Linked DNA regions of Mus musculus: regions 2 and 3 are each linked to region 1. The links are chromatin loops, found by intact Hi-C in ENCODE. Cell type or tissue: gastrocnemius. All regions are shown on one strand. Each heading gives the region's core, and the rest is flanking DNA. Links, peaks and the distances in the headings are about the cores only.

Region 1 (10,531 bases), core at 1,199-9,198:
TCAAATTCAGCTTAGACATCTGTTCCTCCAGGAAGATTTTTTTTTCTGATTATGCCCCGTTAATTAAAAACAAACCACCCCTCAGTAAGTTCTAGATCAATATGCAGGACCTCCTCCGCATACCCAGAAAACTGTATTTACAAGATTCTATTATATCATGGTTTATAACATTCAATTTCTTTTGCTGGATTCAAGCTGTGTGAGTAAAGGTCAGGAGGTTCGTATCTTCATTTCTGAGATCTGTCATTTCCTTCATGAAACCTGCGTTGCAAGATGGAACAAATATGCTTATTCATGTGCCCATACATATGTACACAGACCACACACATATTCAGCCTTCGAAACACATTCAATATGTTTTTATCAGACCATTAACTCTAGGAAATGATGTTTTAATTTTCATAATTCAAATGGGTAGTTATTGCTCAGGATAGGTAAGGTTATTTTTTTAGCGAACATATCTAATCTCAGACATCATGTAGCCTCAGCTCATTACATGGCCCTAGCAGGATAAACCTAGCTTGTGTCTAGAATTGTGAAAAGTATCTGTAATATTTTCCAATCAGAATTTTAGAAGTGAAGATTTTCAGTTTGTTTTTCTATATACTGGGATCCACATCAATGACAAGAAGTAGAGTTTAATCTCTTTCACATGTTGAATTAAAAAATATTCTAGATAATCAATGTGATTTATTTTCTCTCCTACATTATCATTGTTAATAGTTAGTTCTTTGAAGATGATTTAATTACATGCATGTGTTGGGTAGAATGTGAAGACAAGATGCATATGGACAGTGTGTTGTGACCAAAACAGGGGAAGAGATGTCTCCATTTCTTTTTTTTTAATTAGATATTTTCTTCATTTAGAATTCAAATGCTATCCCCAAAACCTCCTATGTCCCCCGCCCTGCCCCCCAACCCACCCACTCCCACTTCCTGGCCCTGGCATTCCCTTGTATTGGGGCATATGATCTTCACAATAACAAGGGCCTCTCCTCCCATTGATGGCCGACTAGGCCATCCTCTGCTACATATGCAACTAGAGACACAGCTCTGGGGGGGGGGGGTACTGGTTAGTTCATATTGTTGTTCCTCCTATAGGCCAACCACAGATTTTAAGTTGAGTATTAACATGTAGTAATTGTACTCATTGGTTGAATATGGTGTGATATTTGAGCATGTGTATAGCGTCTGTTCATCAAACCAGGGCAGGAATGATGCCCTACATCTCCTTATTGCTACTTTGTGTCTGGATACCTCAACCCTATAGATTTTTGAGAGCTCTGGTTATCCCAGCGGGTGTTGCTTCTATTACCTATGACTTTGGTATCTGCTATTCAGCCTCCGTTCCCTTCTAATTATCGTCCAAGTCTTTCGACCTTAAGCCCTCCCTGGCGAGCACATAGCCAAGCATCATAAGAAGCCTTCCTGCCCTGCCTACTCTCCTTCCTAAACCATCACCTCCCCTAGCCTGAATGCTTGCACAGCTTGCTGCTGCCCCCCTTTCCCTCCCCCCTTAACCTGATACATTGCACCTGAAATGTATCCTACTAAGGTCATTGTGTTACCACGTGTCTCATAAACTCACAGAATAAAGAAGGAAACCTAAAGCTCACCACTCAGTGCCTGCTGCACACGTGTTTCCAAATTCCACTGTGACGTTGCTTTCTCATTATCTTCATGGGAAAGCCTTTGGATCATGCATTAGACTCCACTGGACCTTTTTATTTCTTCTTGTTCCTCATGTAATAGGGACAACCACTATCCCTTAGGGTTGTTTAGTGATTGAATGAAGCAATAGGCAATATTTGAAAGCCCCAGTCACATAGTCACACATCCTGTCTGCCCTTGTTATTATTGTGTTGCACTGTTAAAAATACAAATGATAACTTTCTGACACTTCCATTAACATCTCCTCTTGTCTGCATCCACAAAATATGCCAGTGTCATCATTCAATGTCTAGGATTTGTTGAGAAGAGAGAGTTTAATAAAAGGAACACAAATACTGATGGCTGGAAAGCTCAAAGACAAAACAGCCAGAGCTCAGATCTCTGCAATGTGTGCCTCCAGGTCTTATCCTTCAAACGGTGGCAGGACCTTACTGTCTTCAGTTTTGTTAAGTTTCACTGAGACTGTCAACTATGAAGCAGCTGATCTGAGGTGCTATTAGCAAAAGATGGGAGAACCTGTCTTAGTCACTGCCAGGTTTTTACTGCATTCTCCCTTTTCAGCAAAAGAATCGCCAAAGCCTTTGGTTACCTCCTGATGGAGTTGTCAGGGTCAGTTTAAATCCATTGTATTTCTTTTTCTTAAATTGTATTTTATTGATTCTTTGTGAATTTCACATCACATATGCCGGTTCCAGTCCTCTCTCTGTCCCTTCAAGTTCCCTTTGCCCTTGCAGAGGGGATCCCATCCTGTTGAGAAGAAAACAAAAATTTAAAAACAAACAAACAAAAATCCATTTCACCATGGAAGCTGAAGTGTGTCACACAGTGTACCCTTTTACTCAAACAGCTCTACTTACAAGTGTTCATTGCAGTGAGTCAGATTGAGTGGCCAAAGGTATCACACCACATTCTGGCACATTTACTGAGGACAAGGGTCACACACACTTGCCTGTCTTTTATAAATGCACTCAGACTTAATTGCTTGTAATAGTGCTATAAAAATGTTATATTATATAAAACAATTGAACTATAAAATCTAGAAACTTGAGATTTAATTAGTACCCCAGTACATTGTAAATACCTCCATTAATGATGATTGAAAATAACATGATTGCAATAAAGTTTATATTTAAGTCAAAAGTTTTACATATATATGTTCCATTGCATATGAATATATACTCCATTGCATATGTGCTATATATACATATATATATATATACACTATATATGTGTGTATGTGTGTGTGTGTGCAAGTGTGCATGCATGTGTATGGCACGGGGCTCTTGTATAGTTCAGAGAACAACTTGGAGGAGTTGGGTCCTGGAGATTGAACTCAGTTTGTCATGCTTGATGACAAGTACCTGTCTTCTCTGAGCCTTCTTGTTAGCCCCAAATATTGTTTAAGAACCAAATAATATTTCTTCCTAAAATACAATTCAGCGTCAATTGTTCCTGAAGTTAACTTTTTAAAAGTTGCCTTTTCCCCTATTATTTTTGGAGTTAGCATTCTGAATAGAGAGGGGAGCCATGCAGAAGTGCAGTCTTATTTTTATTGAGGAGTCTCTATTCACCCTACATAGATGTCTTAATTAGGGTTTTACTGCTGTGAACAGACACCATGACCAAGGAAAATCTTATAAAGGACAACATTTAATTGGGGTGAGCTTACAGGTTCAGAGGTTCAGTCCATTATCATCAAGGTGGGAGCAGGGCAGCATGTAGGCAGGCATGGTGCAGGCAGAGCTGAGAGTTCTACATTTTCATCTGAAGGCAGCTAGTAGAATACTGGCTTCCAGGCAGCTAGGATGAGGGTCTTAAAACACATACCCACAGTGACACAGCTACTCCAACAAGGTTATACCTCCTAATAATGCCACTCCCTGGGCCAAGCATATACACAAACATCTCAATAAGGAAGGCATTAATGGACCAACGAAATGCCTCTACTCAAGTGTAGCTTTTTGATGAAGTGAGTTTTACTGGAGTTATTTAAACAATTATGGTGGAGGGGTTACTAACATGGCCGTTATGCTAGCAGGAAGTTTCCTGCTTAAGGCAATTGTTAACTGCTTACATATCCTTTGGGAGGGCCAGAGCCTCTCGTGCCTAGTAAACTGCTTTGTGAGTCCACTTCTCCTTCCACAAGTGAATGTTAGTGGGTCCTAGCTTACGTGGTCACAATTACTCTGGCCTGCAGGTTGGGGGAGGGATACGTGGGCACAGGGCTAGGGCTAGTCCCCATATTAAAATACAAGGTATGGGGAACATGCATGTCATTCCAGAGAGAGAGAGAGAGAGAGAGAGAGAGAGAGAGAGAGAGGAGATAAAAGCCCAGGGGCCTCATGCACAGCTACTCTAGCCAAGCAATGAGCTGCAGGTTTAGTGAGAGACCCAGTCTCACACAAACAAGGTTGTGCGTGATGGAAGAAGATCTGGTGTTAACACCTGGTCTCATAAATGTACATGTGTGCACAAGGAAGTGCACATGTGCACATAGCAAGTACAAAAGAAAGCAGAAGAATAAACAAGACATGGCAACGTCCATGCCATACATGGAGGCAGAGCTCCACAAGGAGCCAGAGCTCTACAGAAGAGAGGGAATTTATGGGACAGAGGGAATTTGATGTGTACAGCCGTTTTGATTTCAGGGTTAGAATGAGAGGGAAGTTTGACTTTTACAAACCAGAATGATATGGGTAATGCTAGCCTCAGAAGAACAAAGCACGGCCCAGATAGATACCTCTGGAGGGAGTCACTGGCTGGAGCCAGGCCGCTTTGCTCAAACAATGAGTCAAACACAGCTGCTGTGATTCTTAGGACCCGGACAGACTCATTATCTAGACTGCAGAGAAAAGTGGAACTAAAAATTAAGAGATTTATCTCTAACCATATCCCCCAGCCAGAGTGGAAGGTGTTTTAGCTGAAACTCAATTCAATGCTCCTTTTCTGGAGCCAACAGACCAAACTACCTGGAGAATGACCCGATTCTGGTCACAAAGACAATGACAAGAAGGCTTACCATGGACTTTTCCTTCTGCGTGTACTCCTATTGTGGAACGTAAGTCGACTTTCAAGGGCACTGTTAGTAACTTGATCACTGTGAAGGGTTTTCGCGAAGGAGGCATGTTTGCTAAGGGCGCCCCGTGTCTACTGTTCAAATTGTATCTGGGGTCATAGTGAATGATACCAGGAGGTGTTGGAAAGTCAGCTGCTCGTGGTGACATGTGGAGGGTCCAAGAACATACAAAACACTGTTATGTTCAGTCCCCAAACCTCTGACTCCACCCCCACCACTCCCTTACTGCCCTGTGAAAACAAGTACTTTAATCATATTCCAGCCCTCCATTGCTTTTCAGCCTTGAGCTCTGGTCGATGCCTAAAGAGGGGCTGAGGTTCTTGGCTCTCACCCAGAGTAGCATGTTACACACTGCCGTAAAGTTTCATATTTCCCAGAGGAAAGAGACTCAGAATGGAAAATATTGCTGAAGTTTCCCACCCTTGAGCAGCTGCCTACCACATTTCTAAAATATATCCTGAGCGCCCTCTCCTGACTGCAGGGAAGCATAGCTTAAGGGACAGTAAGCATCGGTTTTGTTGTTTGCTTGTTCTTGATCAATCAGAATAGAAATGGAAATTATTAAGCGATCAAAAGAGAAAAGCAGCGAGGCCTAAGAAGAAATCTCACTTGTGGCTTTGCAATGCAAATATCAGCCCCACCTAATGGGTTCCATGAAAAAGTATTCTCATGCTGACCTGAAGTCTTGTTTGGGGACATTTCACCAGAAGAATTGATCAACTGATCATAAATAGCTACTGTGAGTGACCAGAACTCATTTAAGTTCTAGTTAGGGTTGGGCAGGGTTCAGTAAATTGTAAAACAGAACCCATGAGAGCTTAAAATGCAGTGTCACATTTTAAAGAATTCAAGTACTCACTTGGTAGCTTAGTGACCATTAAAGTACTTTAAGAAAGGATGAAAAGTTTATCAGGCTGGGGTATGAGAACTAAGATAGACAGAGATCAAGGAAGAGGTCCTCTTTTTATTGTAAAATACTCTGTCATTCCTTCATCAGATTCATGGTTTGAGACAAAGATTAGAAAGTCACAGCTCAGCTACTTGCGACTGGTTCAGGGCTATTACTTTTCAAGGCAATGGATGCCATTGCTTGCTGGCTGTGACACACTTCATGACATAGACATGGCTATATTCTGGATGTATTGCTGTCTTAGTTAGGGTTTCTATTGCTGAAATAAAATATCCTGTATGACCAAAAGCAACTGTGGAGAAAAGGCTTTATTTGATCGTACACTTCCACATCACAGTCCATGATTAAAGGCAGCCAGGGAAGGAACTCAAGGTCGGAACCTAGAGGCAGGAACTGAAGTAGAAACCAAGGAGCAATGCTGCTGACTGACTTTGCTCCATCTGGCTTGCTCAGTCTGCTATCTTGGGTAACTCAGGACTGCTTGCCTAGGGCTGGCACTAATCATAGTGGGCTGGGCTCTTTTATACCAATCACTAATCAAGAAACTCTCACAATTAGTTTACATGAGTCTCCTAGCTTTTAAGAGGCTCATTTATACATTGGTCAAAAATGATGGCCATGAGAGAATATACTTGAAATTGTGAAGATTAAATTTGATGTATGCACAATTCTTAAATTAGTGATTAGCACACAATCTATGCTCAATAAATCCTATTGGCTATTTTTTATTCTGCAGCCAAAAGAGGGGGATCACTCACGTGTTCAAAGCTCTGTTTAGTGAAAGAAATGTACACTCTCCTTTTGCAATCATCATGTATAGCAGGCTGTAGAATTATAGTAATTTTAAACATTCGTTGATCTGTCTAATTCCTTCCAAGTTTCACACAACACAGGGATGCGAATTTGTTTTGTAAAACAGGTTATATTATTTGTAAGATTTTTTTCATATAACTGTACCCATTTCTTGGGTATAGTATGATATTTCAAAATATATATAAAACGCCTGATAATTGTGTCAAGGCAATTAGTATAAGGCAGCCTATCTTTACTGTTTTGAAATATATAATTTGTTATTGTTAATTTCAGTCTCCCACTGGGCATGAGAACACTGGGACCTTAATCCTGTCCAGGTGCTATTTTGTACACACTACCTAAGTTCTCGCAATCGTCCCTCTGCCTTCTCTGTACCTGAAAAGCCCTGTTCTACTCTCTGAAGTTGATTCTTTATTTATGTGCCTTCAGATCTGGTCTCTAAAAGACAGCTCAAAATGTCAGAACAGATTTGAATTTTATAGGTTAATGGGAAATGTTGAGGAAGGCATAATAAAAATCCTTATGATGGATATAGAAAGAAAGCGTCATTATTCAAACTGAAGGGGGAAACCCATGAATTCAAAGCAGTCCGGCAATAAGTGATACCCCAGCAGCTTCTCTCACCCCAGAAGCTGTTCTGCGTTTGCTTTCTTTCCTCTACTGTCCATCCAATCAGTGGTCCCGACTACAGAAGACCACTCACTCGATCATGTGGCCCGTGACATGTCCCAAAGTGGAAAAGTAAGGGGAACTTCAGGCTTATCATTTGAGGAACGGGACCGCTGTCAGCCATAGAGTTATTGTATTAGGATGGCAGTTCACTGTACACTGTGGGTGTCACTCAAGGGATTATGGGATCGAGCTGGAGCCCCCTAGGACAAAGCACAGTTTCTCAACCTGACCTGGATGCTTAACCTCTGCTGACACATACCACATGAGTCCTGCAGGCACCACCCTCTTAGCCTCCATGCGCCATCAGAGCAGGAGCCTCTGCCCCGCCCCCCCCAAGCACAATCTCTTCTTTTGAGCCTTTACAAGTGGATACTGCTCTGTCATAACTGGTTCGAGTTTTTTGATTGACTTTTCAGAGTGTCTGTCTATTGCTTCTACCAAGAAGCACTCTGATCCATTTCCCCTTCAACCAGATTAGTTAGCTTTAAGGCCTTCTTCCTAAGGGTAACTAGTTTTGTGATGTTGCATGTTTACTTCTGTGTCTGTCTCTTCAAGGAAAGCCACTGTATGGAGTCTCCTTCACCATCTTACTCCCCACTCTTGGACAGTGACCACCTACGTTGGCTGTCCTTAGTTGTTCTGAATGATTGAAGAGAGTTCTTCCATTGTTCAGAACTTCCAGTTCACAGTTGATACTGAACCTTCCTGGTAAAGCCACCCTTTGGGCATTACCGTAAAGAATGCCCCAAACTCTGCAGATTACTCTGCAGATTGTCAAGACAATCAACAAAACTTTCCTTTTATACAATATCAACTCCTAATTATAATTTACTGAGTGACTAGAGACTAAGTTGCCACCAAGAATGGCAAGGACTACTGGTTGCCATTAGAAGCTATGAAGTTTGAGGGAGGCTGTGGGTCTCAGAGGAAGTCTGGCTCCGCTGAATCTTGATTTCCAACTTCCACCATACAGAAGAGTGGTTGGGTTGTTTTAACTATTAGTCTGTAGCAATCTGTTACTAGTAGCTCTCTTTCTCTCTCCCTCTCCCTCTCTCTCTCTCTCTCTCTCTCTCTCTCTCTCTCTCTTACACACACACACACACAGAGAGAGAGAGAGAGAGAGACAGACAGAGACAGAGAGAGACAGAGAGAGAGACACACACACAGAGACAGAGAGAGAGAGAGAGAGAGACATGCACACATGTAGAGGGGATTGAACCTCTGGCCTTATGAATACTAGGTAATCACTCTACTCCCGAGCTGCCTAATATACCCCTGCCCAGTGTACATTAAGCCAGAAGCCAGACCACAGCATTCCTCAATGGTTTCCCTGCTAACACAGAAAGAGTCCCTTGCAACTGATGAGAATCTCTTTCTATAAGCTTCACCCCGACCCTGCTTTTTCACCTTACCTCACCCAATCCTTTCACTCCTGATTCTCTAGACACAAGATGCTTTTCTTGCTGGCGCTTGATCATACCAGATGATTTCTTAACAGGACCAGGTTATCAGCCTCCCCTTCAGCTGCAGGATTCCTCTTGTTTATTCTGTATTAGTCTTTCCTTCCCATCAGAGGCTAGAGTTCCCTGCCCCTCCTATACGCTACTTGTTTTGATTTCTTCTCTTTAGCACTCGTGAATATTTACCTCAAAATACACAATAACCATCTCTCAGATTCCATGAGAAATTGCCCCAGGACACTCCATGGAAACAAATCTTCATATGTCTAAGTCTCATATGACCATAAAATGGTCATATTTGCATATAACCTATGCACATCTTTGCATATACTGTAAATCATCTCAGCATTACTTATGCATTAAATGCTATGTGAAGAGTTGCTGTGCTATATGGTGTAAAGAATAATAGCAAGGAAAGTTTGCTTATTTAGTTCAGACATAAAATTAAAAATTTAAAATAATATTTAAAAATATTTTCCATCCATGATCAGTTGAACCTGAAGATATACAGAATCTCAATCTACAGAAGGACAATTATATTTTACATATATTTAGTGCCTCCTTGCCCTTAAGTGGAAGCCCCATGAGAACAGGCACCTCATTTTCTTTACATCTAGAACACACATAAAAATTCAAGAAATGCATGTTAAATGAGTGGATGGATGAGAGATCTCTTAAATCTTCTGAGTTTTCCCCCACTGGAAAATTTTCAGAAAAGCAGAGTTCCAAATAAATGTCCAGATTTTGAAATTTTAAAAAGCAAAGTGTACTCAGTACTCTAGCAACTAAATTGCATCCCTTAATAATATGAGTTGAACAATGTTAACAAATTAATTTCCTATTTACTTGAAATGAACTTGAATTTACTTGAGATTCAAAGGTAAAGGAGCCCAGAAGCAGGTAGAAGACATCTAGTCATTTCAGGATTCAGGCTCTCTATTATGCTGGTTTGAATTTGAGTAGCCCCCATAAGCTCGTAGGGAATGGCAACAGGATGTGTGGCCTTGTTGTAGTTGGTGTGGCCTTGTTGGAGGAAGTGTGTCAATGGGGCAGGCTATGAGATTTCCAATGATCAAGTCAGGTCTGGTGTCACTTCCTGGTGCCTGGGGATCCCGATATCGAACTCTCATCTACCCCTCCAGCACTGAGTCTGCTTGCATGCCACCATGCTTCGCGCCATGATGATAATGGACTAAACCTCTGAACTGTAAGCTAGCCTCTAATTAAATGCTGTCCTTTATAAGAGTTGCTGTGATCATAGTGTCTCTTCACAGCAATAGGAAGCCTTAGACAACTATTAAGACATCAAATTAGCATATACCATCAGCAAACATGATCTAGTGGAGATCTAATGAGGAGAGCCATCCATGCTAATATGAAGGAATCCCTCACAACATCCCTGTACGTCTGCTTTAGCTAGCTATCTGATTTCATTTTTTTGTATTGGAAAGGTAAGTCTGTTCAAATTTCTTCAGAGAACAAGAAGAACAACTCAGAAGGAAACAAGCTACAGTTAGTTACTGGAAACACAGTAGATTTATATGACACTTAAGAAGAACTGGTGTTTCTTTGGTTAATGGTGAGTACACTTAAATATAAGATTTGACAAATTTTAAAATCTCAACTGCTTTATTGGGTAAATATAACCAGTATAACAGCAAGTAGGGACATGTGAGGAAGCACTCCTATAAATGTAATGATCCAGATCACAGAAGGTATAGAGGGACAGATAATGACAAATGACAACTGGTGGTCAGTATAACTGCTGTCCTACAGAAGGATAAGGAAACACTGAGGGTTAACAGGGAACACAGAATGTGTCAGCCTGCCTTATGATGAGGATATGAGCTTTTAGAGGAAAAAAGAAACACAAATAAGAAGCCCATCCAAGTTCCCAAAAGTTTATTGATGTCTCAAATGGTATGTGCT
Region 2 (10,531 bases), core at 1,049-9,048, 150 kb before region 1:
CAATATTCCTTAGCTTCATTCTCTTTAAAAATTTCTGACAGTCTCGTTTACTATCATTTGAGTTAAATGAGAGTTTGTGTTTTTATTAGGTAACTGATTGTTATTTAGGGCACTGTTATGAGATACTGGAAACATTTATTTATCATAGTCTGTGTCTTAGTTTGGGTTTCTATTGCCTTGGTAAAACACAACAGCCCCAAACAATTTGGGGTGGAACGGCTTTATTTCAGTGTGCAATTCAAAGCACAGTACATCATCAAAGGAATTCAGGGCCAGAACTCAAGCAGGGAAGGAACATGGAGGGAGGAGCTGATGCAGAGGCCATGGAGGACTGCTATTAACTGGCTTGCTCCATATGGATTTCTCAGCTTGCTTTCTCATAGCACTCAGCATCACCAGACCAGGGGTGGCATCACCCACAGTGAACTGGGCCATCCCAGATCAGTCTCCCATTAAGAAAATGTACTCAGTTTACTGAAGATATAGTTTCAATAGAGGTCTCCTCTTCCAAAACAACTCTAGCTTGTGTCAACTTGGCATAAAACTACCAGCATGGACTGATAGAAAGTCCCAAGTTGTGGCAGCTGTGGAATTCAGTGAAGACCTTCTTCCTGATTATAGATATCTTTCTGTGTTTTATCATGCACAGAGAGGCAAATATTCACAAGAGAGCAAACTCTCATTTTTATAAGACCACTAATTATGTTTATGGGATGCATCCTTATGACTGAGTGACCCCATTTTCTTTTTTTAAATCTTATTTATTTATTTATTTATTTATTTATTTATTTATTTATTTATTATTAGGTATTTATTTCATTTACATTCCAATGCTATCCCAAAAGTCCCCCACATGCTCCCCCACCCACTCCCCCACCCACCCACTCCCACTTCTTGGCCCTGGCGTTCCCCTGTAGTGAGGCATATAAAGTTTGCACGACCAATGGGCCTCTCTTTCCACTGATGGCCGACTATGCCATCTTCTGATTCATATGCAGCTAGAGACACGAGCTCTGGGGTACTGGTTAGTTCATATTGTTGTTCCACCTATAGGGTTGCAGATCCCTTTAGCTCCTTGGTTACTTTCTCTAGCTCCTCCATTGGGGGCCCTGTGATCCATCCAATACCTGACTGTGAGCATCCACTTCTGTGTTTGCTAGGCCCCGGCATAGTCTCACAAGAGACAGCTATATCTGGGTCCTTTCAGCAAAATCTTGCTAGTGTATGCAATGGTGTCAGCATTTGGAAGCTGATTATGGGATGGATCTCCGGATATGGCAGTTTCTAGATGGTCCATCCTTTCGTCTCAGCTCCAAACTTTGTCTCTGTAACTCCTTCCATGGGTGTTTTGTTCCCAATTCTAAGAAGGGGCAAAGTGTCCACACTTTGGTCTTCATTCTTCTTGAGTTTCCTGTGTTTTGCAAATTGTATCTTATATCTTGGGTATTCTAAGTTTCTGGACTAATATCTACTTATAGGTGAGTACATATTGTATGAGTTCTTTTGTGATTGGGTTACCTCACTCAGGATGATGCCCTCCAGGTCCATCCATTTGCCTAGGAATTTCAGAAATTCATTCCTTTTAATAGCTGAGTAGTACTCCATTGTGTAAATGTACCACATTTTCTGTATCCATTCCTCTGTTGAGGGGCATCTGGGTTCTTTCCAGCTTCTGGCTATTATAAATAAGGCTGCTATGAACATAGTGGAGCATGTGTCCTTCTTACCAGTTAGGACATCTTCTGGATATATTCCCAGGAGAGGTATTGCGGGATCCTCCGGTAGTACTATGTCCAATTTTCTGAGGAACTGCCAGACTGATTTCCAGAGTGGTTGTACAAGCTTGCAATCCCACCAACAATGGAGCAGTGTTCCTTTTTCTCCACATCCTCGCCAGCATCTGCTGTCACCTGAATTTTTGATCTTAGCCATTCTGACTGGTGTGAGATGGAATCTCAGGGTTGTTTTGATTTGCATTTCCCTGATGATTAAGGATGTTGAACATTTTTTCAGGTACTTCTCAGCCATTTGGTATTCTTCAGGTGAGAATTCTTTGTTTAGCTCTGAGCCCCATTTTTTAATGGGGTTATTTGATTTTCTGGAGTCCACCTTCTTGAGTTCTTTATATATATTGGATATTAGTCCCCTATCTGATTTAGGATAGGTAAAGATCCTTTCCCAATCTGCTGGTGGCCTTTTTGTTTTATTGACAGTGTCTTTTGCCTTGCAGAAGCTTTGCAATTTTATGAGGTCCCATTTGTCGATTCTCGATCTTATAGCACAAGCCATTGCTGTTCTATTCAGGAATTTTTCCCCTGTGCCCATATCATCGAGGCTTTTCCCCATTTTCTCCTCTATAAGTTTCACTGACTCTGGTTTTATGTGGAGTTCCTTAATCCACTTAGATTTGACCTTAGTACAAGGAATGGATCAATTCGAATTCTTCTACATGATAACTGCCAGTTGTGCCAGCACCATCTCATTAGATTCGGAGAAAGCATTTGACAAAAATCCAACACCCATTCATGATAAAAGTCTTGGAAAGATCAGGAATTCAAGGCCCATACCTAAACATGATAAAAGCAATCTACCGCAAACCAGTAGCCAACATCAAAGTAAATGGTGAGAAGCTGGAAGCAATCCCACTAAAATCAGGGACTAGACAAGGGTGCCCACTTTCTCCCTACCTATTCAACATTGTACTTGAAGTCCTAGCCAGAGCAATTTGACAACAAAAGGAGATCAACGGGATATAAATTGGAAAGGAAGAAGTCAAAATATCTCTTTTTGCAGATGATAGGATAGTATATATAAGTGACCCTAAAAATTCCACCAGAGAACTCCTAAACCTGATAAACAGCTTCGGTGAAGTAGCTGGATATAAAATTAACTCAAACAAGTCAATGGCCTTTCTGTACACAAAGGATAAACAGGCTGAGAAAGAAATTAGGGAAACAACACCCTTCTCAATAGTCACAAATAATATAAAATACCTTGGTGTGACTCTAACTAAGGAAGTGAAAGTTCTGTATGATAAGAACTTCATGTCTCTGAAGAAAGAAATTAAAGAAGATCTCAGAAGATGGAAAGACCTCCCATGCTCATGGATTGGCAGGATCAACATTGTAAAAATGACTATCTTGCCAAAAGCAATCTACAGATTCAATGCAATCCCCATCAAAATTCCAATTCAATTCTTCAACGAACTAGAAAGGGCAATCTGCAAATTCATCTGGAATAACAAAAAACCTAGGATAGCAAAAACTCTGCTCAAGGAAAAAAAAAAAAAAACCTCCTGTGGAATCTCCATGCCTGACCTAAAGCTGTACTACAGAGCAATTGTGATAAAAACTGCAAGGTACTGGTATGACCCCATTTTCTAATGTCATCACACTGTGGGATCAGGTTTTAATATTTGAGTTCGAGGAGTTGCAAAATCAGCAACTTAGTGTGCTATTGTCACAGTGTGGTCCTTAGCACGGTGCCTGGGACAAATTCAATAGCTGCCACATTACAAATAGCATGTTGATATTATGTTTTTTCACAGTGATGCTCCAACTTTCTTGAATGTGGGGTATTCAGAGGGCACAATTGCATATGCAAGTTGAAAGAAGAGAGATTCAAACTTCCCTTGCTAGGTTTGGAGGCCATTTCTTGAGGAATGAATCTGGCCTACTGCCTGTTTCTATTATTGCTGGCTGAGAAGATGACCAAGGTGGAAAGGTGTTTCCCTAGTAAGCATGCAATCTCAATTTGATCTCCAGCCCCCGCCCCCCCGCCATTTTTAAAAAAGGTGTCAGACATGAGAGCATATACTTATAATCTCAGTGCTGGGATGATGGAGACAGGTCAGGCCTTCTCAACCAGTACCTGGCTAGTCTTAAAGGTAGTGCCCAAGGAACAGCATTCGTGATTGTCCTCTGGACTCTACATGCATGTACACACACACACATACGCACACGCACATGCAGAAATATGTTACTGGAACCCATCTACTCTTGTTGACAAAAGTTCTACCCCTGGTTTTGCATGGTAACAGCAAAACTGAGTAGTTTCAAAAGACAGCATGTGGCCTACAGGGTCTAAAATATTTCCTGTCAGGCCTTTATAGGGAAGGTTAGTGTGTTCACCAATGTCCTTTCATGTTTTCCTCACGTTTACTGTGTGGGTTGTTGATCATTACAAGAGGATTAGACTTTAAAATTACTAAAAATGTTTCTAGTAAAAATAAAATGAAACAGAACAGCATGACCACTGGGTGTCTCTCTTCCCTAAATTTCACAAAAGCCAATGCTGAACCAGCCTTCAGCCAACTGGGGCTGTGACATACCAGACAAATATTGACAGTTGCTAAGGCAACTGGGGTAAAGTATTGGCCAGGGGATAATATAGGCGCCAATTGTGCATGCCATGTTTCTCACATAGGGGAGATACAAAGAGAAAAAAACGAACGAAAAAAACATGTTTGGAGCCCTCTCTTCAACTGTGGCTGAGGAGTAAGTCACAGCTGATGTTTATCTTAAGCCCTGTCCTCTTCAGTCAATTTCTCTTGAACTTAACACTTTAGGGACTTGGGGATTCTTAAGTCAGCTACAGTGCATCACAAGAGGGAACGTTTTCTAAGCAGCACTTCCTTTGTCCAGTTGTGTCTGAAATTTACTTTTCTAAATTATAATGGTAACTGAATTTTTGGTCTGTCTGATTTGGTCGCATGGATGGTTTCTGTAGTAATTCTTTTCATTGCTATTTGTTCTATGCCCTGCTCCTAAAAGGATGCAAAGAGGTGGGGACAGCTGAGTACTACCTTAAGTGAAGTGTGAAGGTCCCAGATACACCAGCTTAGGAGAATATGGGGAGATTATAGGACAATTAGAGGAGCACTATGGAAAGTGGTATCTTTTCCTACTTCAGCTTCCATCTTTTTAGTCTCATGTTCCATGTCTGGAGTAAAGTCAGGACCTGCTGAGAGTTTTCAGTCGGAGAAGGTTAGCTGTGGAGAGGATCAGTTTCCAGAGAGGAAGATCAAGGCTAGTCCCTCATCCTCTCCACTATCCTGCTTGGTACTGGCTGTAAACAAAATGTTGAGTGTTCTAAAGCACCCTGGGTGAATCTAGGCTTTCCTTTCAAGAAGAGTTGGAAGGGCCTTGGGTTGACATTCAGGTTCTCACATCTGCCCCTTGACCAACTTCCTCCTTCTTCCAAGAATTTTTTAAGTAGAGAATCTGATTCAAAGTAACTCATACTTGGATTGTACAGGTCAGTGGGGGGAGTCAGGACTAGTAATATGTAGAGGCTATGGTCTTCCCAGGCTCAGATCCTGTATACAGTCACTCTTTGACCAAGTCATTGTTTTCCTCTCAAGGATTCTGTTTTTCCTCATAGTTATCAGGGGTTGATTACGAAGCTTCACAAGGTAGAGTCACTTGTGTTCCAGTCTGATCTCCAATGTCAAGAAGTCCTTCTCGCTTTAGTATGGTGACTTTCTGGAATGAAATACTACCAACTGCATATCTTCAGCCGTGGGGTGGAGCATGCATTAGTCATTTTTCTCTTGCTGTGATAAAAATGCCACAATCAGGAGCAGCTTTTTGATCCAACAGTGTGTTTTGGTTTATGTTTTCAGAGGGATAAGAGCTCATCTTGGCATGGCAGCATATGGTAGGAACAGGAACCTCAGAGATCATAACTCAGTAGCAAACAGGAAGCCAAGAGGAAACAAGATGGCGTGAGCCTACAAACTCACAAAGCCCATTTCCTGTGAGGTACTTCTTCCAGAACAAGTCCATGTCTGAAAAGTTCTGTAATTCCTCCAAGTGGTGCTACTGACTGGAGAATTGCTCAAATACATGAACCTATAGGAGACATTCCTCATTTTAACCATTGCATCCCACCACACAGCCTCATAGGCACATGGCCAGCTCATAGTGCTAAATGTGTCTAGTCTGACATCAAAACTCCCTATAGTCTTTAATAGTTCCAATACTGTCTAAAAGTTCCAAAGTTTCCCCATTCCCAAGATCCCAACATGGTACAAACTATTTCTGGCTATAAAATATCCTAAAAGAATTCCTGCCACCTCCAAGGCTGCTGGCACTCCAGACTCACCTAAGGATTTGAGTCCATGTTAGACCTAGCAGTATTGTATACCTGTCTGTCTGTCTGTCTGTCTGTCTGTTCGTCTACCTGCCTGTTCCAGAAAGATGTTGTGGGCAGGGGCTCAGATCTTTATTATTTGCTTTTAGAACAATTAATTCATTTTATTTTTGCTTCCTATAACATGATGTGAAACATTTTTTTAATCTCTTAAGCTTTTTCATTGGGTAAACATTAGTCTTTTATCATTATGTTAATTCAAGAATCTCATCAATGACACTATGGACATTATGGGGACAGATAGTTTTCTTCTGTGGAGGGACATTCAGATTCATATCTGAGCTCTACCCACTAATGCCAGTGACAGCTTCACATTGTTATGATCAAAATTGTCTTCAGATAGAACCATATGACAGTTTGGAAGTGTAATCATCTTGGCTTGATTATTATGGAATAGTAAGACCTCAACCATGTCCCCTTTGGATTATCCTCAGTTAGAAATAAAGTTTCAGATGCCAATGGAAGAAAGGGTAGATATTTGACTATCTAAATTGCAAACATCCCTTTATTTTTATCTCTCCAAGATTGAAAAGGTCAGGGATTACAATTAGGGGTAGGTAAACTGCTTGTCACACAATCATGCTGACCGGAATTTGATCCCCAGCACCCAAGTGAAATCACCAGGTATTTCAGTAAGGCCCTTGTCTTAGGGTTTTACAGCTGTGAACAGATACTACGATCAAGACAACTCTTATAGAGGGCAACATTTAATTGGGGATTGCTTAAAGGTTCAGAGGTCTAGTCGATTATCATCAAGGTAGGATCATGGCAATCATGGTGCTGGAGGAGCTGAGAGTTCTACATCTTCATCAAAAGGAAGCCAGGAGCAGACTGTTATCAGGTAACTAGGAGAAGGGTCTGAAAGCTCACCCCTACAGTGACATATTTCCTCCAATAAGGCCACGCCTAGTCCAACAAGGTCACATGTCCTAATAGTGCCACTCCATGGGCCAAGCATATTCAAACCACCACATCCCTTTAGTACCAATACTGAGGAAGCTGAGTCAAGAGGATATCTGAAGTTTAACAGCCACTTGGTGTAGCCAAATCAATAAGTTTCAGGTTCACTGAAAGACCTTATCTCAGGCAATAAGTTGAAGGCTCTTTGCTCCTCCTTGTTCCAGAGATAGCTGCATCTTCTCATGCAGTGCCAGCCTCTGCCCTTAGACATGATGGTGAAGGTCAGAGTGAATGCATTAAGCTATGTTGGGTGCCTGGTTTCCAGGGCTGCCAGCTTACCTGGTAAAGTGGAGATTGTTGCAATCAATGACCCCCTTCACTGACTTCAACTACATGGTCTACATGTTCCAGTATGGCTTTATCCATGGCAAGTTCAACAGTATAGTCAAGACTGAGAATGAGAAACTTGTCATCAATGGGAAGCACATTACTATCTTCCAGGAGTGAGATCCTGCTAACATCAAATGGGGTAATGCTGGTGATGAATATGTCATGGTGTCTACTGGTGTCTTCACCATGGAGAATGTTGGGACCCCATAGAAGGGAGGGGTCTAAAGAGTTCTCATCTGATGCCCCTTCTTCTGATGCCCACATGTTTGTGATGGGTGTGAACCACGAGAAGTAAGCTTGTCAGCAATCCTTCCTGCACCATCAACTGCTTAGCTCCCCTGGCCAAGGTTATCCATGATAACTTTGGCATTGTGGAAGGACTCATGATCATAATCTATGCTGTCACTGCTACTAGAAGACTGGGGATGGACCTTCTGGAAAGCTGTGGTGTGACTGGTATTGGGCTGCCCAGAACATCATCTTTGCATCCACTGGTGCTGCCAAGGCTGTATGTAGGCAAGGTCATCCCAGAGCTGAATGGGAAGCTCGCTATCATGGCATTCTCTGTTCCTATCCCAGTGTGTCTGTTGTGGATCTGACATTCCACTTGGAGAAGGCTGCCAAGTTTGATGACATCAAGAAGGTGGTGAAGCAGGCATGGGCAGGCCCACTGAAGGGCATCCTGGGCTATACTGAGGTTGTCTCCTGTGACTTTAACAGTGACTTCTACTCTTCCACCTTTGATGCTGGGGCTGGCATTCTTCTCAACTACAACGTTGTAAAGCTCATTTCCTGGTACGCCAATGAATACTCTATAGCAACATGATGGTGAACCTTATGACCTACATGGCCTCCAAGGATTAACATGTCCTGGACCATCCACCCTAGCAGGAACATAAGATCAAAAGAGAGGCCATGGGCTGCTGAGGAGTTTCTGTTCCAATTCAGCTCCCAGCATTGAGCATCTCCCTCACAGTTCCCATTCCAGAACTCCGTAATGATGGGGGAGGCCTCTAGATCTCTACTCTCTTGAATATCATCGATAAAGTTTGCTGAGCCCACAAAACCAAAAATATAAAAATTAGTTGGAAAGTGATAGAAGAGGCGGATAGCAGTTGTATCACTGGTATCAGCCTCTTGCTTCTTGCACCCCCTTCCAGCCCCCACTCCCACCAACATTCTAGAAATAAAAAAATACTGATAAAATTATGAGTCCCTCATCTGCATGGGATGCTTGTACTCTCCCGGAGAGTGAAGCATGTTCAGCATGTCCTCTGAGCATGCCCAAACTTTGCCGTCTCTAATTGTCTCCAGTGAGTAAGATTGGCCCTGTGAGTATGGGGCACATGGAACTGATTATGGTGTGGCATCTAGGAAAATCCTACATCTGACATTTGTCTTCTAGAAAACCATCAACCTGTCCACTGGCCCTACAGACTGCCCAGATTTTGAGTCTCTTCTGAAGGGCTGAGAAATTCCATTTTCCCCACTGGACAGGAGGGGCTGGCTGAGGTCATTATGACGATCCATAAAGAGCATGCTGAACTGTACCTCCCAAAGGAGCCTGAAATATTGATTTTATGCATGCCATGTTAAAGATTGAACAGTTGTAGCTTTGCTTTGTACATTACTCCTTGAAGTCTTTAAACAAGATAGCTCTGCCACCAACACAGCTGACACATCCTAATTAATCTTTGTTGAGAGGACCTGACAGGTTTCAATGAGCTCATCTAAATGGCACCAGTTCTGCTCTGATACTGAGAATAAATTGGAGCAAGGCATGATTTATAGGAAATAAAAGTATCACTCCCATTTCTTCATTTTTCTTGTGTAGGTCAATCATCTGCAAAATGGGTTATGACTTGTAGATTTGGTAGAAGTGTGCTGTAGAAATTAGATGTTGCCAGCATATGATGATGGATTGATGTACAGTGAATGGTGATCATCTTTTCTAAGTTCTGTAATGGGCAGTGAAGAGCTTTCTAGAGAAGGGCAAGTGCTACAAAACCCAAAAGGACGCCTTTCTATTCCTTTGGGAAAGTAAGATAATTACAGGTTTAAGTCATTTGTGGGAAACCATGACTGATGGTTCAAATGAACTTATAAATGAGTTCTTTCAAGTTTACAGATTGTATGAACCATACAGTTTTCAAATGAAGAAATGGCAAATGTTCAATAAATATGTCAAAAGTCTTCAACATATTTAGCTATCAGGGAAATGCAAATCAAAACTATGTTGTGATTTTGTTTTACCCCAGCCAGACTATGTGCCACCAAGGGAAATGGGTGACAGATATTGGCAAGGACGATGAGAAAGGGAATCCTTATAAATCCTTACAGCTGATGAGCCTGCAGGTTATCATTCTATGGAAATCACTATGAGAGCTCATAAAAAATTAAAAACAGAAATTCTATACAATCCAGCTGCACTATTTCCAGATATGCACCCAAAAGAATTAAAGTGACCTTACTATAGAGGTAACAGTATATTCATATTTATTGTCTCACAATTTATAATATCCAAATTAATGATCAGCTTAGGTGCCCCCCAGTAGATGAATGAAGAAAATATGATATATTATGCATATATACACATGTATGTATATATACACACACAATAGAGTTCTATTTAGTCATTAAGAAGAATGAAGGCTTAGCAAAAGAGCACAGGGACACATTTGTCTGTAACTGTAGCCCACATGGGAGGCTGAAGCAGGAGGATCACAAGTTTGAGGCTAGCCAGTGCTACAAGAAACCGAACAAACACAAATACAAGAAAAATAAAATTGTGTTTTTTTCAAACAAATGGGTGGACATGGCTATTATCACATTTAAGGAAATAAGCAAGGCTCATGGAGAAGAATCTGATAGCTTCTTTTCTACAAGCGGAGTCCAGCAGAGATGAAAAGACATGAAAGTAAAACAGAACTGTTAGGAATGTGGAAATGGAAAACTGGGAAAGAGTAGAAGAAAAAGTAGTGGTTAGGTATGAATATATAAAGTTTAAACATTTGTGGAAATGACATAATAAATCTCTATATTTTATAAAATTAAAAATTAAGAAGACATAAATTAATAATTATGTTTT
Region 3 (10,531 bases), core at 1,209-9,208, 65 kb before region 1:
CCAGCTTCTGGCTATTATAAATAAGGCTGCTATGAACATAGTGGAGCATGTGTCCTTCTTACCAGTTGGGGCATCTTCTGGATATATGCCCAGGAGAGGTATTGCTGGATCCTCCGGTAGTACTATGTCCAGTTTTCTGAGGCTTCTAATTGTCACAGTTACTTTCTAAATCATAGTAATTCACAGTCTTCATAACATTCTTCTAATAAAACCTCTTTTCATGTAGAGATTCAGGAAACCCAATATCTTCCAAATATATTGCTATTACGATTCTTCAAGGAATGAACAATATATCTCAATAAGATAGTACCAAAGTTCTATTTCACTAACTTTAAAGCAAAAAGAAATGTTGAGAACAAATTTGAACATAGAATTAAGGAAAAGCTATACTAAGAACACATTCCAAATATTTGTAAATTCTTTTTGACTTGAGCTTGGAGTCTGTGACAAACATGATGAACAAAACCATGAATTTTATGCAAAATAATATTGCATGAAACCTATAGTTTTACTAGTTTCATATTTGACTCTTCTTCCAAGCTTCCTCAGGATTATGAAGTATAGCAGTTGTTATGACATAGGTCTTGGTATTCATAATATTACCAGATAATACATGAGTTTTGTTAAATATTTTCAGTAGTCATAAGGAAAAATTAGTATGAGACATGAGAAAAATCAGTGTCATGATATAGTTCTTTCCCTGCATTTTAGTAAATAAAACAGAGAGGTGATGGTAAGAATAAAAAGTGTTCAGTGAGGGCATGAGGATATGCAGCTCACTGGGAAACTGCTTCCATATTATGCATGAGTCCTGGGTCTGATTTCTCCACTGCACCTACCTTGTAATGCCAGCACATGGGAAATGGAGCCAGAAGGATCAGAAGTTCAAGATTATTTGCAGCTATCTAGGGAGCTTGAGGAGATGCTCAGTAACCGGAGATTACCATCTCCAAACAAATAAACAAACAATGCTCACTAAAGAGCAATCATGTTCTAATTTTCCATATGCGATGATAAGGTCCAGCCATGGATCTAACGTTCACTCAGCAAAAACAACACAGAGATAGGAGGCTAACAGATAAAAACTTGATATTTCTTACTAATTATTGCCTTTCCTCCAAAACCAATCACTGTAATTAGAAAAGGGTATATGATGGGAAAAATAAGTGAGCAAAATATTTGGAACAGAATCTTTACAAAGAACTACCCATATGTGGGCTTTTAAAAAGGAGATGGAAAATAATCAAGGGTCACCACAATTTCCCAACATGAGAATGTGAGCCCACCAGGGATGTCCAGGCTCCGTGGCCCCTACCGGGAGACCTTGAATTCATGAATATTTGAAAAGTCCATCGAGAGAAAGACGCAACTGTGATCTTGAACCAAGGTTGGTCCCAAGCACAGCAAGTAGAAGTCACCTGCACCCAGACCCCATGAAATAAGCCTTCTACTCTATGAGCACTAGAAGATGAAGCCACACTTAAAAAGCTTAACTTGAAAATTCCCCTCACATTCTGTTAGCACTGGAAATTCTATTCAGAGTGCCACATGAACTCTTAAAGAGTAAAACGCCATGTGTTATGGCACATGCCTTTGAATTCAGCAGAGGCAGGTGGATCTTTATGAATTTGAGGCCAGCCTGGTCTACAAAGCAAATTCTAGGGTAGTTCCAGGGATATTACACAGAAAAACCTGTCTCAAAAAACTAATGATACACATACACACACACACACACACACACACACACACACACACACACACACACATCGAGAGAGAGAGAGAGAGAGAGAGAGAGAGAGAGAGAGAGAGAGAGAGAATTGCCCAGTGCCCAGTGAAGATACAGTTGAAGGAGAGAGGAAAAAAGAGAAGAGAGGAAATAAATAGGAGGAAATAAGAAAAGGAAGAAGGGATGGAAAAACTGGAAGAGGAGAAACGATAAAATGAATATATGGAAAAGACAAGAAAATTCATAACTGAAAGACTCAAAGATAAATGAAAGAGACCATCCTGAGCAAGGTATGGTAGTTCGCACCTTTAATCCTAGTGCCACACATAAATTTTGGCATCCAGAAGAAGTTCTAGATACATAATCTGCAGATGATAAGGTTTATATATATTCAACACTACTTAAGTAGTGACATGAGAGTGTTACCAAACAGTTGAAGAAAAAAGTCAGGTAAGAGATCAATAATTCCTGTGCTTCCTCAGATGCTAAAAGTAACCAAGGACCAAGAGTATAGTTTAGGCTTGATATAAGCAAGTACTCAGTAATGATCATTGTTACCTAAATTTAGGATTCTTTTGGTAATGGAGGCATCATGAGATGTGTTTAAGATGATACATAAGAAACCCACAGAGTCTATGGTAGACCAGATTCTTTTCAATATTGGGAGATCTGAGTAGATGGTTTAAGAGTCTCCTTCAATTATCTTTCCATTGGTATAACAAAAGTTTCACTGATAAGCAAGCTTGGTGGTCAGAAATTCTTGCAGTGTCTAGAGGCTTATGGCTATGTGGAGGCAGTGGATATGATATGAAAGATGTCCCCTTGTCAAGGGACTGTCTTGCACACAATTAGTGGCACCTTTGTTTGCAAACGTAATCGCATTTGACTGGACTCAGCATTTTTCTAAACCACAGATCCTAACTCTGTGACTAAGAATCACTTACTTATTCCTCCTTAGGAATAAAAATACATGAAAAGGCAGATGGTGACATCAAAAGCAACGGTGAATGGAAGGGAAATAGTTCAGCTGCCCTCTCCCAGAAGCACCCATTTGTCAAATGCCATTGAAAGGGATGATGACAATAACGTTCTAGACATTTCTTCTACCCACCAACTAGGTGGGCTTAAAGAGACAAGTCAGTTGATCAAGTCTAAGTGGGGTATATAAATTTTTTTTGATATTTATATAAACCAACACATCCCGTCTTCCCCATTCATGGCACAGTGGCCTCTCTGTGGTTGTGTGGGTCCCCGAGCCTCTGCTTGCTGTGCCTACTGAGCTCTGAGCTTTCTTCCTCACCAGCCTTTTCCAAAGCAGATGTAGAACACAGTCCATTTTATTTTTTCTGTTCAAATGCATTTCACATAAGAGTTGTGCACGGAGTCTATTTCAACAAATGCCTGGGAAGATAAAGAATGTTCTTATTACATAACAAACACACTTTGAAATCGGTGAATGTCTTTTGTGGAAATTCTTTTGAACGAGGTACCATTGAGGACTTCCCACGAATAATGTTCCCCTCCAAGCTGAAGACCACTGTTTTACTGCCCAGTTTCTGCATCTTTGTTTTGTCTTTGATATTTTCATTATTTATTCCAAATCCTGGTTCTACATCATCTTATTTCCCTCCAACTATGACATTCTCATCTTCTCTAAATCACATACTGTCTTTCCCTCAGTGCATTTCAGGTGTCAACTGTCACAGTCATTTTCCCTATCAGTGTCTCGTTTGTCCCTGTCGGAATAGGGCCTCCTAAAAAGTGAGTGTGGAATCTGGACTATTGATCATTAAACGTTGCAGAGGTAGGTAGAAGACATGTGAAAAGAAACTTGAAGTAAAAAGACTTAGAGTTTTATAGTTTCTACTTATGTGCATATATGTGTGCAGATGCATGCAGGAGGTAGAAGGGGCATTGGACCCTCTAGAACTGGAGTTACAGATGGTTGTAAGCTCTCTAACCTGGGTTCTGAGAACTGAACTGTGTCCTCTGGAAGAGCTACCAATGCTCTTCACTGTTGCAGTGTTTCTCTAGCCCAATGCTTGGATTTGTATCTGCTTGTCCTCCTAAGGGACACTCAAGGAACTGGCATGGCCTCTGTGCATCTCTTTAGTCTATAAAATGAAACTTTCCATCTTTGAGATTAATTATTCAGATTACTTGAGGATATGTATACAAATTATCCATTAAGTACTTGGCATACAATGCATCATAATGAATGTTTACTAATAATTTCTTCTTATTATTTCATGCTGTACCCACTATCTTATACCTATGACATTACCCATAGGTTGAAAAAAATCGGGCTTAAATTTGTCACAGTACATAGAAACCAATAGAAAGAAGTAGCTATTTTTTTTTAATAGACAAGTACTAGCTTTTTCTTTACATACGTTATGGTTAAATCCCTGTACACACATTAAACACTGGAGCTGAGGAATAGATTTGAAAAACACTGAAATCATGATACCCAGGGACAAAGAAGAGCGTCAGGGAACTTGGAAGCTTTTCAGATACAGGACAGTGGGAAATTGCAATGAATCTGTGTCACATTTAAACTTAGTTCTAAATAAAGATAAACACCTGTACATTGAAAACAAAACCCAGTGCCTTAAAAAGCAGTTGAAACGTATATGCTGAGCTCAGGCTTCATCCCAGTCTCTGTCTGCTTGTGGACATACTTTCTTTTTCCCCCTTGCTTAGTGTTTTCTTTTGAATAGAGAAAGAAGTCAAGCAAGGTAGAAATTTAAAAAGTAAGCAGGCCATGGGCATAGATGTCTTCAGCTGTCAGGAAATCATGAGTTTGATAGTACAAAAAAAAAAAAGGTGGTTGTTTACAACGAAAGCTAAAATAAATTATGTGATTCTCTCCATTTTGACAATTTTATCTTTAACAGATCTTTCCTGTATCCTACTTACTGAATGGCTGGACATCAAACAGGTCATTTTGGATTTCCATGCTAATGAAATACACTAACTTCATGAGATATGAGTAAGTCTTTGTAGAAAGGCACTTGAGTTACACTTGGAATGTCAGTGAAATTAAACCAGGTTTTATGGCATGGAATTACGAGTTCAGGCTTGCCCTGTTTGCACATTGGGCAAGACAGAAAATATCGGCATCAAGACTGGTCCCAGTAGACACATTTCAACTCTTGATAATACAGGATGATTCTCCCCTTTTAATACAAATATTTTTATCTTTATGCAGATTAGAAATACTGGGTTATATTACACACCCGTGTGATTTCCCAATTGTCTTTAACATGACTCACTTAATCTGCAGTTTTTCAGTAAAAGAGAAGTCTTTTATGTCATTTGTGTGCATCGTTGTCAATCCTGTTTTGATATAGTTATCTCTAAACTATGAACACAGTTACCTCAGAAGAGATTCATCTGCTCCGTAGCTGTCTACCCAAAAGCAGCAAAGCTGATTTCAGCGTTTCCTGGATCTTACTTCCTGGACGTGGAATATGAGCTTGCAAAGAAACAGGTTCGGTTCATACTGGGCTTTACATTTTAATCTGTGTTAGTTGTGATTGATACACTCCTGGAGATAAAGAGCATCGTTATGACCTCCAGGCTGTTGCCAGATGTACCGCTAGATGGCGCCACATCCACCTCTTCCTTTTCCTAACCCCTGTGCCTTTATCATTTGGTGAAGACTGACACAGTTATTGAGAATTTACTTTTATTTTATTTAGAAGAAAGTAGTGAAAAAGGTCCTCATGTAGGAAGAGGAATGGTGATTTCTTTTTTATTAGTGGAGACACGAAGAAAGAAATTACTGTGGTGTTTCAATTCTTTGTTTTTGTTGTTCTCGAGATGAGAGTTTCTCCGTGGAATTTCTGGTTGTTTTGGAACTTGCTAGCCTCAAACTCAAGAGATCTGCCTGTCTCTGCTGCCTGAGTGCTAGGATTAAAGATAAGAGCCGCCACTTGAGCACCAGCGGTCGCCATCTTGGTTCCGGGACTCAGCAGAACTTAGGAAATTAGTCTGAACAGGTTAGAGGGTGCGCAGGAGAACCGGACAGCTTCTGGGACAGGCGGAAGCACAGAGCCACTGAGGCAGCACCCTTTGCAGGCTGCAGACAGCCGGCCACCGTCCGGACCAGAGGACAGGTGTCCGCCTGGCTCGGGAGGCGGCCTCAGCCTCAGGAGCAGCGGTCGCCATCTTGGTTCCAGGACTCCCTGGAACTTAGGAATTTAGTCTGCACAGGTGAGAGTCTGCACCACAGAAGCTGACAGCTTCTGGGAACTGCCAAAGCAACACAGCTTCTGAGACAGGCCCTGTTTTGGGCCTTCTTCTTCAACCAGGAGGAGGTCCAAAAACAAGATATCTGCGCACCTTCCCTGTAAGAGAGCTTGCCAGCAGAGAGTGCTCTGAGCACTGAAACTCAGAGGAGAGAATCTGTCTCCCAGGTCTGCTGAGAGACGGTAACAGAATCACCAGAAGAACAATCTCTAAACAGAGTCAACTATAACTACTAACTCCAGAGATTACCAGATGGCGAAAGGTAAACGTAGGAATCCTACTAACAGGAACCAAGACCACTCACCATCATCAGAACCCAGCACTCCCACTTCGCCCAGTCCAGGGCACCCCACCACACCCGAAAACCTAGACCTAGATTTAAAAGCATATCTCATGATGATGGTAGAGGACATCAAGAAGGACTTTAATAAATCACTTAAAGAAATACAGGAGAACACTGCTAAAGAGTTACAAGTCCTTAAAGAAAAACAGGAAAACACAATCAAACAGGTAGAAGTCCTTACAGAAAAAGAGGAAAAAACATACAAACAGGTGATGGAAATGAACAAAACCATACTAGACCTAAAAAGAGAAGTAGAAACAATAAAGAAAACTCAAAGTGAGGCAACACTGGAGATAGAAACCCTAGGAAAGAAATCGGGAACCATAGATTTGAGCATCAGCAACAGAATACAAGAGATGGAAGAGAGAATCTCAGGTGCAGAAGATTCCATAGAGAACATCGGCACAACAATCAAAGAAAATGGAAAATGCAAAAAGATCCTAACTCAAAATATCCAGGAAATCCAGGACACAATGAGAAGACCAAACCTACGGATAATAGGAGTGGATGAGAATGAAGATTTTCAACTCAAAGGACCAGCAAACATCTTCAACAAAATTATTGAAGAAAACTTCCCAAACCTAAAGAATGACATGCCCATGAGCATACAAGAAGCCTACAGAACTCCAAATAGACTGGACCAGAAAAGAAATTCCTCCCGACACATAATAATCAGAACAACAAATGCACTAAATAAAGATAGAATACTAAAAGCGGTAAGGGAAAAAGGTCAAGTAACATACAAAGGCAAGCCTATCAGAATTACACCAGATTTTCACCAGAGACTATGAAAGCCAGAAGAGCCTGGACAGATGTTATACAGACACTAAGAGAAAACAAATTCCAGCCCAGGTTACTATACCCAGCCAAACTCTCAATTACCATAGATGGAGAAACCAAAGTATTCCATGACAAAACCAAATTCACACATTATCTCTCCACGAATCCAGCCCTTCAAAGGTTAATAACAGAAAAAAACCAATACAAGAATGGGAACAATGCCCTAGAAAAAACAAGAAGGTAATCCCTCAACAAACCTAAAAGAAGACAGCCACAAGAACAGAACGCCAACTTTAACAACAAAAATAACAGGAAGCAACAATTACTTTTCCTTAATATCTCTTAACATCAATGGTCTCAACTCCCCAATAAAAAGACATAGACTAACAAACTGGCTACACAAACAAGACCCAACATTTTGCTGTTTACAGGAGACACATCTCAGAGAAAAAGATAGACACTACCTCAGAATAAAAGGCTGGAAAACAATTTTCCAAGCAAATGGTATGAAGAAACAAGCTGGAGTAGCCATCCTAATATCTGATAAGATTGACTTCCAACCCAAAGTCATCAAAAAAGACAAGGAGGGGCACTTCGTTCTCATCAAAGGTAAAATCCTCCAAGAGGAACTCTCAATTCTGAATATCTATGCTCCAAATACAAGGGCAGCCACATTCATTAAAGAAACTTTAGTAAAGCTCAAAGCACACATTGCACCTCACACAATAATAGTGGGAGACTTCAACACACCACTTTCACCAATGGACAGATCATGGAAACAGAAACTAAACAGGGACACACTGAAACTAACAGAAGTGATGAAACAAATGGACCTGACAGATATCTACAGAACATTTTATCCTAAAAAAAAAGGATATACCTTCTTCTCAGCACCTCATGGTACCTTCTCCAAAATTGACCACATAATAGGTCACAAAACAGGCCTCAACAGATTCAAAAATATTGAAATTTTCCCATGTATCCTATCAGATCACCATGCACTAAGGCTGATCTTCAATAACAAAAAAAATAACAGATAGCCAACACTCACGTGGAAACTGAACAACACTCTTCTCAATGATACCTTGGTCAAGGAAGGAATAAAGAAAGAAATTAAAGACTTTTTAGAGTTTAATGAAAATGAAGCCACAACGTACCCAAACCTTTGGGACACAATGAAAGCATTTCAAAGAGGGAAACTCATAGCTCTGAGTGCCTCCATGAAGAAACGGGAGAGAGCACATACTAGCAGCTTGACAACACATCTAAAACCTCTAGAAAAAAAGGAAGCAAATTCACCCAAGAGGAGTAGACGGCAGGAAATAATCAAACTCAGGGGTGAAATCAACCAAGTGGAAACAAGAAGAACTATTCAAAGAATTAACCAAACGAGGAGTTGGTTCTTTGAGAAAATCAACAAGATAGATAAACCCTTAGCTAGACTCACTAAAGGGCACAGGGACAAAATCCTAATTAACAAAATCAGAACTGAAAAGGGAGACATAACAACAGATCCTGAAGAAATCCAAAACACCATCAGATCCTTCTACAAAAGGCTATACTCAACAAAACTGGAAAACCTGGACGAAATGGACAAATTTCTGGACAGATACCAGGTACCAAAGTTGAATCAGGATCAAGTTGACCTTCTAAACAGTCCCATATCCCCTAAAGAAATAGAAGCAGTTATAAATAGTCTCCCAGCCAAAAAAAGCCCAGGACCAGACGGGTTTAGTGCAGAGTTCTATCAGACCTTCAAAGAAGATCTAATTGTAGTTCTGCACAAACTTTTTCACAAGATAGAAGTAGAAAGTACTCTACCCAACTCATTTTATGAAGCCACTATTACTCTGATACCTAAACCACAGAAAGATCCCACAAAGATAGAGAACTTCAGACCAATTTCTCTTATGAATATCGATGCAAAAATCCTCAATAAAATTCTCGCTAACCGAATCCAAGAACACATTAAAGCAATCATCCATCCTGACCAAGTAGGTTTTATTCCAGGGATAAAGGGATGGTTTAATATACGAAAATCCATCAATGTAATCCACTATATAAACAAACTCAAAGACAAAAACCACATGATCATCTCGTTAGATGCAGAAAAAGCATTTGACAAGATCCAACACCCATTCATGATAAAAGTTCTGGAAAGATCAGGAATTCAAGGCCCATACCTAAACATGATAAAAGCAATCTGCAGCAAACCAGGAGCCAACATCAAAGTAAATGGAGAGAAGCTGGAAGCAATCCCACTAAAATCAGGGACTAGACAAGGCTGCCCACTTTCTCCCTACCTTTTCAACATAGTACTTGAAGTATTAGCCAGAGCAATTTGACAACAAAAGGAGATCAAGGGGATACAAATTGGAAAGGAGGAAGTCAAAATATCACTTTTTGCAGATGATATGATAGTATATATAAGTGACCCTAAAAATTCCACCAGAGAACTCCTAAACCTGATAAACAGATTCGGTGAAGTAGCTGGATATAAAATTAACTCAAACAAGTCAATGGCCTTTCTCTACACAAATGATAAACAGGCTGAGAAAGAAATTAGGGAAACAACACCCTTCTCAATAGTCACAAATAATATAAAATATCTCGGAGTGACTCTAACTAAGGAAGTGAAAGATCTGTATGATAAAAACTTCAAGTCTCTGAAGAAAGAAATTAAAGAAGATCTCAGAAGATGGAAAGATCTCCCATGCTCATGGATTGGCAGGATCAACATTGTAAAAATGGCTATCTTGCCAAAAGCAATCTACAGATTCAATGCAATCCCCATCAAAATTCCAACTCAATTCTTCAATGAATTAGAAGGAGCAATTTGCAAATTCATCTGGAATAACAAAAATCCTAGGATAGCAAAAACTCTTCTCAAGGATAAAAGAACCTCTGGTGGAATCACCATGCCTGACCTAAAGCTTTACTACAGAGCAATTGTGGTAAAAACTGCATGGTACTGGTATAGAGACAGACAAGTAGACCAATGGAATAGAATTGAAGACCCAGAAATGAACCCACACACCTATGGTCACTTGATCTTCGACAAGGGAGCTAAAACCATCCAGTGGAAGAAAGACAGCATTTTCAACAATTGGTGCTGGCACAACTGGTTGTTATCATGTAGAAGAATGCGGATCGATCCATACTTATCTCCTTGTACTAAGGTCAAATCTAAATGGATCAAAGAACTTCACATAAAACCAGAGACACTCAAACTTATAGAGGAGAAAGTGGGGAAAAGCCTTGAAGATATGGGCACAGGGGAAAAATTCCTGAACAGAACAGCAATGGCTTGTGCTGTAAGATCGAGAATTGACAAATGGGACCTAATGAAACTCCAAAGTTTCTGCAAGGCAAAAGACACCGTCAATAAGACAAAGAGACCACCAACAGATTGGGAAAGGATCTTTACC

What was found. Peaks named below come from ENCODE experiments on the same cell type or tissue, not always from the same donor. Only the 100,000 strongest peaks of a DNase experiment are listed, where the experiment ranks them.
Region 2: a loop joins it to region 1, with 6 times the contacts of the local background. A loop is called at or near these places in 24 of 42 quality-filtered maps.
Region 3: it touches region 1 in a loop (6-fold over the local background); 4 of 42 quality-filtered maps call a loop at or near these places.

What each region holds. Positions count from the first base shown.
Region 1 is chr15:54,607,495-54,618,025 of GRCm38, reverse strand. No RefSeq gene overlaps it. Among named protein-coding and RNA genes, the nearest start is that of Mal2, 41 kb to the right of the region's middle. In gastrocnemius, for the core only: a CTCF peak has its summit at 5,215 (motif pointing left); a DNase peak (open chromatin) is centred at 5,155; H3K4me3 peaks cover 371 bases; H3K27ac peaks cover 619 bases.
Region 2 is chr15:54,762,308-54,772,838 of GRCm38, reverse strand. It overlaps the pseudogene Gm7577. Among named protein-coding and RNA genes, the nearest start is that of Ccn3, 22 kb to the right of the region's middle. In gastrocnemius, for the core only: a CTCF peak has its summit at 4,269; a DNase peak (open chromatin) is centred at 4,302.
Region 3 is chr15:54,672,655-54,683,185 of GRCm38, reverse strand. No RefSeq gene overlaps it. Among named protein-coding and RNA genes, the nearest start is that of Ccn3, 68 kb to the left of the region's middle. In gastrocnemius, for the core only: a CTCF peak has its summit at 5,330 (motif pointing right); a DNase peak (open chromatin) is centred at 5,327.